Linked DNA regions of Mus musculus: regions 2 and 3 are each linked to region 1. Evidence: chromatin contacts called from ENCODE Hi-C data. All regions are on one chromosome and are shown on one strand. The core of a region is the stretch at or near the end of the contact, and the rest is flanking DNA. Distances in the headings are between cores, read along the strand shown.

Evidence for each region. Hi-C counts contacts between places; a loop is a spot of excess contacts on that map.
Region 2: a map of gastrocnemius shows a loop between it and region 1 (5-fold over the local background). The contact joins two enhancer-like sites. A Hi-C loop is called at or near these places in 17 of 37 maps with a recorded cell type or tissue (adrenal gland, gastrocnemius, heart and 2 more).
Region 3: a loop to region 1 is called in a map of heart, with 2.4 times the contacts of the local background. The contact joins the promoter of Foxp4 here to the enhancer-like site in region 1. A Hi-C loop is called at or near these places in 5 of 37 maps with a recorded cell type or tissue (T-helper 2 cell, heart and left cerebral cortex).

Annotation. Positions count from the first base shown.
Region 1 is chr17:48,095,838-48,098,401 of GRCm38, forward strand. No RefSeq gene overlaps it. Among named protein-coding and RNA genes, the nearest start is that of A730006G06Rik, 6.7 kb to the left of the region's middle. Within about 2 kb of position 1,299, at least 1 of the 3 ENCODE cell types and tissues checked has a DNase peak (open chromatin) inside an H3K27ac peak, as active enhancers do; it is heart, where a contact is called at or near this core.
Region 2 is chr17:47,872,318-47,874,881 of GRCm38, forward strand. Foxp4 (forkhead box P4) reads right to left here. Exons shown (of 17, transcript NM_001110825.1): 13 at 2,318-2,419. Among named protein-coding and RNA genes, the nearest start is that of Gm25201, 33 kb to the left of the region's middle. Within about 2 kb of position 1,296, at least 2 of the 3 ENCODE cell types and tissues checked have a DNase peak (open chromatin) inside an H3K27ac peak, as active enhancers do; they include heart, where a contact is called at or near this core.
Region 3 is chr17:47,923,337-47,925,900 of GRCm38, forward strand. It overlaps Foxp4 (forkhead box P4), which reads right to left and starts at 1,296. Exons shown (of 17, transcript NM_001110825.1): 1 at 870-1,296. It overlaps Gm46601 (a long non-coding RNA gene), which reads right to left. Exons shown (of 3, transcript XR_003952247.1): 3 at 2,138-2,478.

The DNA of each region.
Region 1 (2,564 bases), core at 49-2,548:
TAAAGACACGCGGTCCCTTCTCAACCCCCAGCCCGGCCTACATTGCAATTTAACTGTCAGCCGCGTCCTCGCTCAGAGATTGAGCGCCAGGGCAGGGGGTTGGGTGACAGAAGGGGAAGCCGGACTTAGAGGAAAAGCGTCGAGGGTCTGACCGGTCAAACGCGGCTGGACCCAGAACCCTAAGGTGGAGTTTCAAATCTGATCCCACTAGGGGCTCTTTTTAAGGGCGTCTACACGGCAGGGTCCAGGAGGAGCAGCAGCCGGCAGGACTTGAGGGGCACAGATTTATTGCCCGCGTCCAAAGTGGTGCTTTTGATCCCAAATGAATGGATTCTTTCTGGTGGGACTGCTTGGCGTCGGGCGAAGAAGGGAACCGACTTAGGAAGCTAGAGATCCCGGACACTGGAAGCAATGTTTACACACACACACACACACACACACACACACACACACACACACACCTCTTTTTTTTTTACACCAGTAGAAGAACTCCCATTTGAAGCTTAGGTAAAGAAAAGTCTCCCAGGCTCACATCTGTTCCCTTAACCAAAGTGCAAGGACGGGAGTCCCTAAAGCTCAGGGCACATATGTGCCGGAAAGGTGCGCGCCCGCAAACGAGTGGCCCGCATGCCTGACGAGTTCTGGTTGCACTGTACAGCTCAGGAGACTACAGAAAAGTCAAGGTTTGGGACTGCCGAGGAGTCTTGAGTCTCGGCAGCCAGCAAGGTGCGCCCCTTAACCTAGGGCAGGTGCAGAGACCACCAGGGAGCGAGCCCAGAAACGTGCAGGAACGCCTGTGCGCTCAGCATCTCGGGAAAGCACTTGGCCCGCAACTTAGACAAGGAGCTGGGGAAGGAGAAAGCCCCCTCTGGGAGACAATACTTAGGACAGGTGGTCAGATACGGGCTACAGACTCTGGGTGAGTGAAAGTGACCCGAAGCCAGCAGGAGCTTCACACCCAAACTTTTCTCAAGCCATCAGCTTGGTCCACATTTCGCCGAGAAGGAATTCGAACGATGCGGGCGCACCGCCGACTCTCTCATCCTCTAGGCCTTGAGGTTCCGAAGAGCTCCAACGGTAGCCCTTAGGGGGACGAGGGCGTGGGGGATCCCACGGTGCCTCTACGACAGACAGGCGAGATCGCTAGGCCCACGCAGCGCGGCATTTCCCGGAGTAGGTGACTCCATCCTGCTAAGATTCCAGGTTCTCAACTCTTCCCCGCAGTGTTCACGCACGTGCAGCGGCTGGCCTCTCTAGAACCAAGACAAACGAGGGTGGCGCTGTCGCGTCCACGGTGACTTACATTTCCTTCCTCCCAGCAGAGTTCGGAGCGGCCTGGGGACATCCTCCCCCTGGTGGCCCGAGCCCTATTTATTTATTTATTTATTTATTTGAAGATCTTGAATAAACTACCCTCAAAGCGAGCCTGGCTGCGAGCCTGGCTGCGAGCCTGGTTCATCCTTGGTTGAATACTCTCGGTTATAAGCTAAAACTTTGCTCTGGTCCGACCCATGGTGGCCAGGCTGTGCCAAGCCGAGCCTTTTCCCGTGCCTCCCCGACCCTCCGTGTCCCTCTCCATTGCGGGGGCACGTCTAGAAGCGGTCCCCAACCTTGTTAGGCTTCCTGTCACCTCCCCTTCTCTCTTTGGCGTTTAAAGACCCTAGCTAGCACTTAGACCTGGTGTGCGGCCACAGCAGGAGAGTGTTGCTGATGGGAGCCAGGTGGCAGCAAGGCTGGGGGAGCCCCAGGGGTGACCCAAAGTGATGGGGTTCCCCCGTGCTGAACGCGCTGGGGGAAGAGGGCAACTCTGGGCGCCTGACAGTGCTGGCCAGGGTCCGGTCCGGGTTGGGGGGCGCCGCAGAGGGCGGGCGCGTCTCCGGCGGGGTCAGGGGCGAAAGGGCACGCGGAGGGCAGCGCGCGGGGAGCCGGCGCGGAGGCTCAGGTTACCCGGCCCAGCCCTCCCACCCGCAGCTTCGCTCGCGGGGGGGCCGGGGCAAGCTCCGGCCGCCCCCCAACCCCCGCTGTTTGCATTTCTCTGGCAGGCGGCGGAGCTCGGCTTGAAAGAAATGGCCTTAGTTCGGAACGGTGTTTATTTTTCTTAACTAGCCAGTGCACACAGACGACCCCGTGAGCCAGGCGACCGGACCAGGCCGATCCTGCGCTTGGGAAAGGGGTCAGGACAAGGGGCCAGCCCGGCGACAAGGGGGAGCTGGGAATGGGCTCTGGTCCCCCCCGCCCCCCCGCAGCGGCCGGGCTGGGGGAGGGGTCGTGGCTGGCATGAGGATGACTTTGTTCCATGAAGGCAAACAGACCTGCTGTGGTTGCCTTAGGTTTGACCTTGCACGAGGCCGGGCAGACAAGTGGCGAAGCCTTTTGGTTTCAACGTCCTGTTTTCTTGGATTTAAGTTCATCGTTCCTGATTGTTTAGTTCTAACACCTGGCGGACAAAGGCACCTTTGAAACTCAGTTTCCTCCTCAGCTCTCACGGAGTACTTTGCTCAGTGGATGCTGTAAGGGTTTAGAATGGCATTCTTAGGACAGAGCCTGGAACTTGCAGAGACGTC
Region 2 (2,564 bases), core at 46-2,545, 220 kb before region 1:
CAGGCAGCGGGTGCCCCTGGAGATCTGCTCTCCCTCTCTCCCATCCAACTCTTGCCTCTTGCAACTGGCCCGATTTCATTACCAATTTTAATTTGCCTCTAATTAAATCCTGTGTATTTTTCCGACTCGCTTGCTAACCCACGAGGGAGGCGGGCGGCTGGAGTGGAATCTCACGGAGCGATAATTACAAAGGGCCTAATCACGCCGGGGCTCCTGCCTCGGAATAAATTTGCCCGCATTACGGGGCTCCGATCCTCCGCTTTGCAAATGAGAATGACCCCAATTTCCGAGGGTGGCCTCGCCGGGGCTTTTTTTCCCTCGTTTCGAAGCCTGATTCGTGACGAGAGACTAATTCGTTACGCTGAAACATTAACGGCAATTTAAGGGGTCTGGCGGGGGCTGCGTAAACAAAAGGATGGGCCCACAACACAGGCCCTAGGAGGGGATGGACACAGGAAGGCTGCTGAGGACCATCCACTTGGCAGATGGTAGCTCTGTCCCTAAGAAATGGCAGCTGGCTTGGCACACGCCCACCCCCAAGCCTGGATACCCTAGGTCTAAAGCAGCCGGCATGGTCTATGGATGGGGACCAGAAGGGGTGGGGGTGGGGATCAAGAAACCCAAGTGATGTAGAGAAAGATGACCCGGAGAAGGTGCAAAATAGATGGGAAGAAACCACAGGCTACTCTTTCCCCAGTAGCATGAATGAAGTTGGCTGGCTGAAAAGAACTCTCAAAGTCAGTGTGGATCTCAAGCCAGTACAGTCTGACCGGACAGGGCAGTGTGGCACCCCCCAGGGTGCCACGTAGCAACAAGCCACACTATATCAGGACCAGATTAGGGTTGTGTGTGAGGGATGAAACAGATCAAGGTGAGGCTCTCGGCATGGCCACTGAGAAGCTATGAAAGCTGCCTGAACCAGCTCTACGCTATATTCAACTCTAGGTGATGGGATTGTATCATCTGTAAAGTCTGCCATCTGACCTGGCCTAGACGTTGGAGGCTGGACCAGGTGGCTCCTAAAACACAACGCTAGCTCAAAAAGAGGGCAGGGCTGTGGTTGCCAGGAAGTGACATCACTCATAGCCAATCAGAGTGGCTGCCCCTGCTGCATAGTCTAAGCTTTGGGAGGTTGGCACAGGAAAGGGAAGATGCCATGATAGGCCCTTCTAGTAGTCCTTTGCACATTACTAAGGTAGAAAAGGCTGGACAGCTGCAGATCCCACCCAGTGCTTGGCGGTGCCCTGGCCCGGAGGGCCTCCTCCGTTCCACTGTGGAGAAACCCGTCACACTGCAGGAGGTCTGTTTGGCTGCAGTTTTCTCACAGGCCAGCAGGAGGACCCGAGAGCCAGGGATACAATTAGAGTTCTGAGAGAGTGAGAGAGAGACGCCCTCTCATGTATCTTGACTTCCTGAAAGGGCCAATACTCCACCCCCCACTTCCTCCTCCTCGTCCAACTCCGCCTTAATTTAGATACCACCTTCTCATCTTGCTTCATAGTGCAAGACACACATGGTGCGCATGCACACCCTATATCGACCATAGAACAGTGTCCCAGCCTACATCTCTGGCCCATTTTCCTAGGTCCTTGCATTCCTCTGGTCTCCAAGGAAAATGCTTATAGCTGAAAGTGTTAAGTGACTAATTGAATAGAGACAATTACCTCCCTGCCACTGGTGAGCTGGGTGCTGTATGTATCCATTTGTGTCCCTGGGAGTGGTCTATAGACTTCAGTCTACCCATGTATTGGGGCCAGTATACACCTTTGAACCTCCTCCTAGACTGGATTAGTTATGAAATCTGGAGCCATGGATTTACCCCAGGACCTGCCACTGAGCTGACCGTCAACCCTCCAGAGGCCCTGTCTCAGGGAGTTGGAATTCTTTGTACCATACTAAAGAGAAATAATTTCTTCCCGTTAAAGAGACAGTGCGAGGCTGGCCAAGGTCATTAAAAGGAAGACACTGTGCATGCCTAGCGCACACACAGGGCTGGATTCCACACCTAGCAACTGTCTAACAGGGTGTGGTGATGTTCACTTGAAATCCTGGCACTCAGGGAGGTGGAGGCAGGGCGATCATTAAACCCAGGGTTTTAAGACCATCTGCGACAATACGCAAGTCCCCGATGTACAAAATAGCAAGTTAGGAACACTGGAGTTGCTGCTGAGGGGACCGGGGTGAGGGCTATTGGTGGACCTGGTGGGCTATTTCTGCAGAACTGTTGAGGGGACAAAGTAGTAGGTAGCCTTGGTCTCAGTAGACTGTGGCGGTTTAGAGAAGAAAGTCAGGATGAGGGAGATAGGGCAGGTCTTACCTTCCAGGTGGCCGTGTTTCTTCGGAAGTAGGCGAACATCCTGGTGAACCAGTTATAAATCTCATTTAGCGTCAGCTGCCGATCTGGAGTTTCCAGAATGGCCTGCAGGCAAGGAAAGGGCAAAGAGACCCTCAGACTAGATCTGGGGGCCTCACGGCCCTGTGTTCCACCCTTTTATGTAGCCCCTGACTCATCCTTGAGGACAGGAGACCCAGAGGCGGGTTGGGATTCCCCGCTAGGCTAATGA
Region 3 (2,564 bases), core at 46-2,545, 170 kb before region 1:
ACTACCCCGCAGGAGCTCTGTCCGAATGAGGAGGGTATCCACTAGATTAGTTCCCCACCGATCAGCTCCGGCGCACGTAAATAAATAAATAAATAAATAAATAAATAAATCACAGGGGCCATTACCAGTCTCTCTCAAGTCCCCAAGAAGTTTTCCGCTTTATCTCAGATCTGATTAAGAGATGCGGGAGTGGGGGGGGAGGTTGACTAGTCTCAGCACTTTCGAAGTGTGACCTCCACAAACCAAGGCGATGAGGTGTTTGAGATTGTTGCCCCCCCCAACACACACACCAACACACACACACAGACTCAAGTCTTTCTGTTTGTCCTGGGGAGTCCCGTGCAGACTGGACTTGGGGGGATCCCAGTTCACCACTTCCCTTCCCGGCTCAGGAAAGTCCGGGCCGGGAAGTATTCTTTGTCTCACTCCGGGAGGGGGGGTCGCGCCCCCTAACACCCCATTCCCAGCAGCGAGGCCAGGAGGGGGCGGAGCCCAGATTCTTGGGGCAGGGCGGGCCTCAGTGGCTTCTCCAAGCCGCCCCCCCTCCGCCCCGGCCAGCTTCCCGCTGCCCCCCAGCCCCGCGCCTCAGCCCCCACCTGTTCCCCAGACAGCTCCGATCGGCTGGGGGCCCGGGCCGGGGGCAGGGTCTCTCAACTCACCAGGGTCAGTGCTCCGCGGCCGGCCCAGCTGGAACAAAGTGCTCCGGCCCGGGGCCGGGCTCCTCCGGCGGCCGACGCGCCTCGGGCGGGCAGTTTGCAAACACAAAGTGAGCCGGGGAGCAGGCGAGAGAGTGAGCGAGCTAGGGAGTTGGACGAGTCCCCGGCCCAGCCCCCACCCGGATCCCTGGGGTCCCTGAATCGGCCACCTACCTGTCCGGCCCGGCCGCTCAGTGCGGGCTCCGGCCCGTCAGCCCGCACGGGGCATGGGGCTCGCTCGGGTCGCAGCCCGGGCCCGCCGCCACTCGCCGGGGCTGCCCCTGCGCTCCGAAGCGATCTTTCTAGCGCCGATCGCCGCGCGCCTTAGCCCCTTGGGGGCATCGCACTTTGGAGGATGGCTTGGCTCTCTCCAGCTTCCGATCGTCCTTCCCCGGGCTCCGGCGACGCTCCTGAGCTCGCTCCGGCTCCGGGGCTCCGGGACCCCGGCGTCCCCGCCCCCGGCCCAGCCCTGGTTCCGGCCCGGGCTCCTCCCCGCCGCGCCGCGGCCGCCTGCGCCGCGCCCTGATCGCGTGTTGGGGGGCTCCGTCCCGGCAGCTGGTGGCACTGTCCGGTCCGTAGGGGCGACCGGCTCCGGACTCCGAGGGGCTGCGACTGAGCCCCGGCTGCGAGTGGCTGCGAGCGATCGGCGCGCGGGCGGGGCACACCGGGCGGGGGGACCGGAGGGGTGGAGGGAAGGAGGGAGCGCGCCGAGCGACAGGGAGGAGGGAGCGAACGAGCGAGCGGCGGAGGGAGGGGAGACTAACTTCTAGTGCTACCATAATTCGCCTAAAGCAGGTGCAGCCACTTTTCCCCCTGAGAGGCGGCCAGCGGCAAGCCGAAGAGGACCACGTGGACCAAACTTTGGGGAAGGAAAAAATGGGGACGTGGGGCTACCGATCTGCCAAAGTCGATAGGCCGTAGAGTTTCACAGTGGACTGGGGACCCATCCGATGGGAGGCTTTATTAACTCTGGCCTTTTCCTGGAACCTGGAGGTACGGCCAAGTCCTGCTGGCACACGGTTCACTGGTTTCGGGCGGGCTGCGCCTGGCGCGGGGAGTGGTCAGGACCCCCCCCCCCCCAGTCCGAAGCCGACGTCCAGCGCGGGCCCTGCCGCGCCTCCCTCTGACTCCCCACTGTGTGGGGGCTGGGGCTGGGGAGGCTCTTTCTGGGCTTTGTGAACAGTCTTTTCTCCCATCCCGGCGCGCACGCGCTGCCGCCTCGGTCTGCAAAGGGGAATTTCCTATAAAGTGCTGTGAGAACCGATGGAGAAAGGGCTTCAGGCTGGATCCACGCGGGCCAAGCACAGAGCAAAGTCGAGGCAATTATCTGAACAAATTAGATTGTAAACAAAACTTGGCGTCCCTGAATACCGCTTGTGCCCAGGGGGACCGTGAGGATGGGGGTGGGGGTGGGGTTGGGGACGCTGGTGTGTGTTTGGGTTGGGAGGGGGAAGTCCGGGCACGGAAAGGCCCAGGTTCCGAGGGGGAGGACTAAATTGGGTAGCAGGAGCCAGGCTCAGACTGGTGGAGAACTGAGAGAGAGAGAAAAAAAATCCTCCCACTCTCTACCCAAACATCTTCCCTTTCGGGTGTGTGAAGAGGTGAGGGGCACGCCTCAGGGACCCTCCGTGTTTGGCCCACCCTGCCCAGAGAAGTTATGGGTTGAGCACAGGAAGGCAGTGACTCTGGGAGACCCTGTTGGCTTCGGGTTACCTTGAGGCAGGTGACCAAGGGCAGGCAGACCCCATGGAGGATGAACTGGGTAAGGACTGGGCCTGGTTTCCTGGGGATAACATATTTTGGAGAAAACTCTTAAAAAAAAAAAAAACACAACAACAACAACAAAAACGGGTTTCTGAGATAACAGCT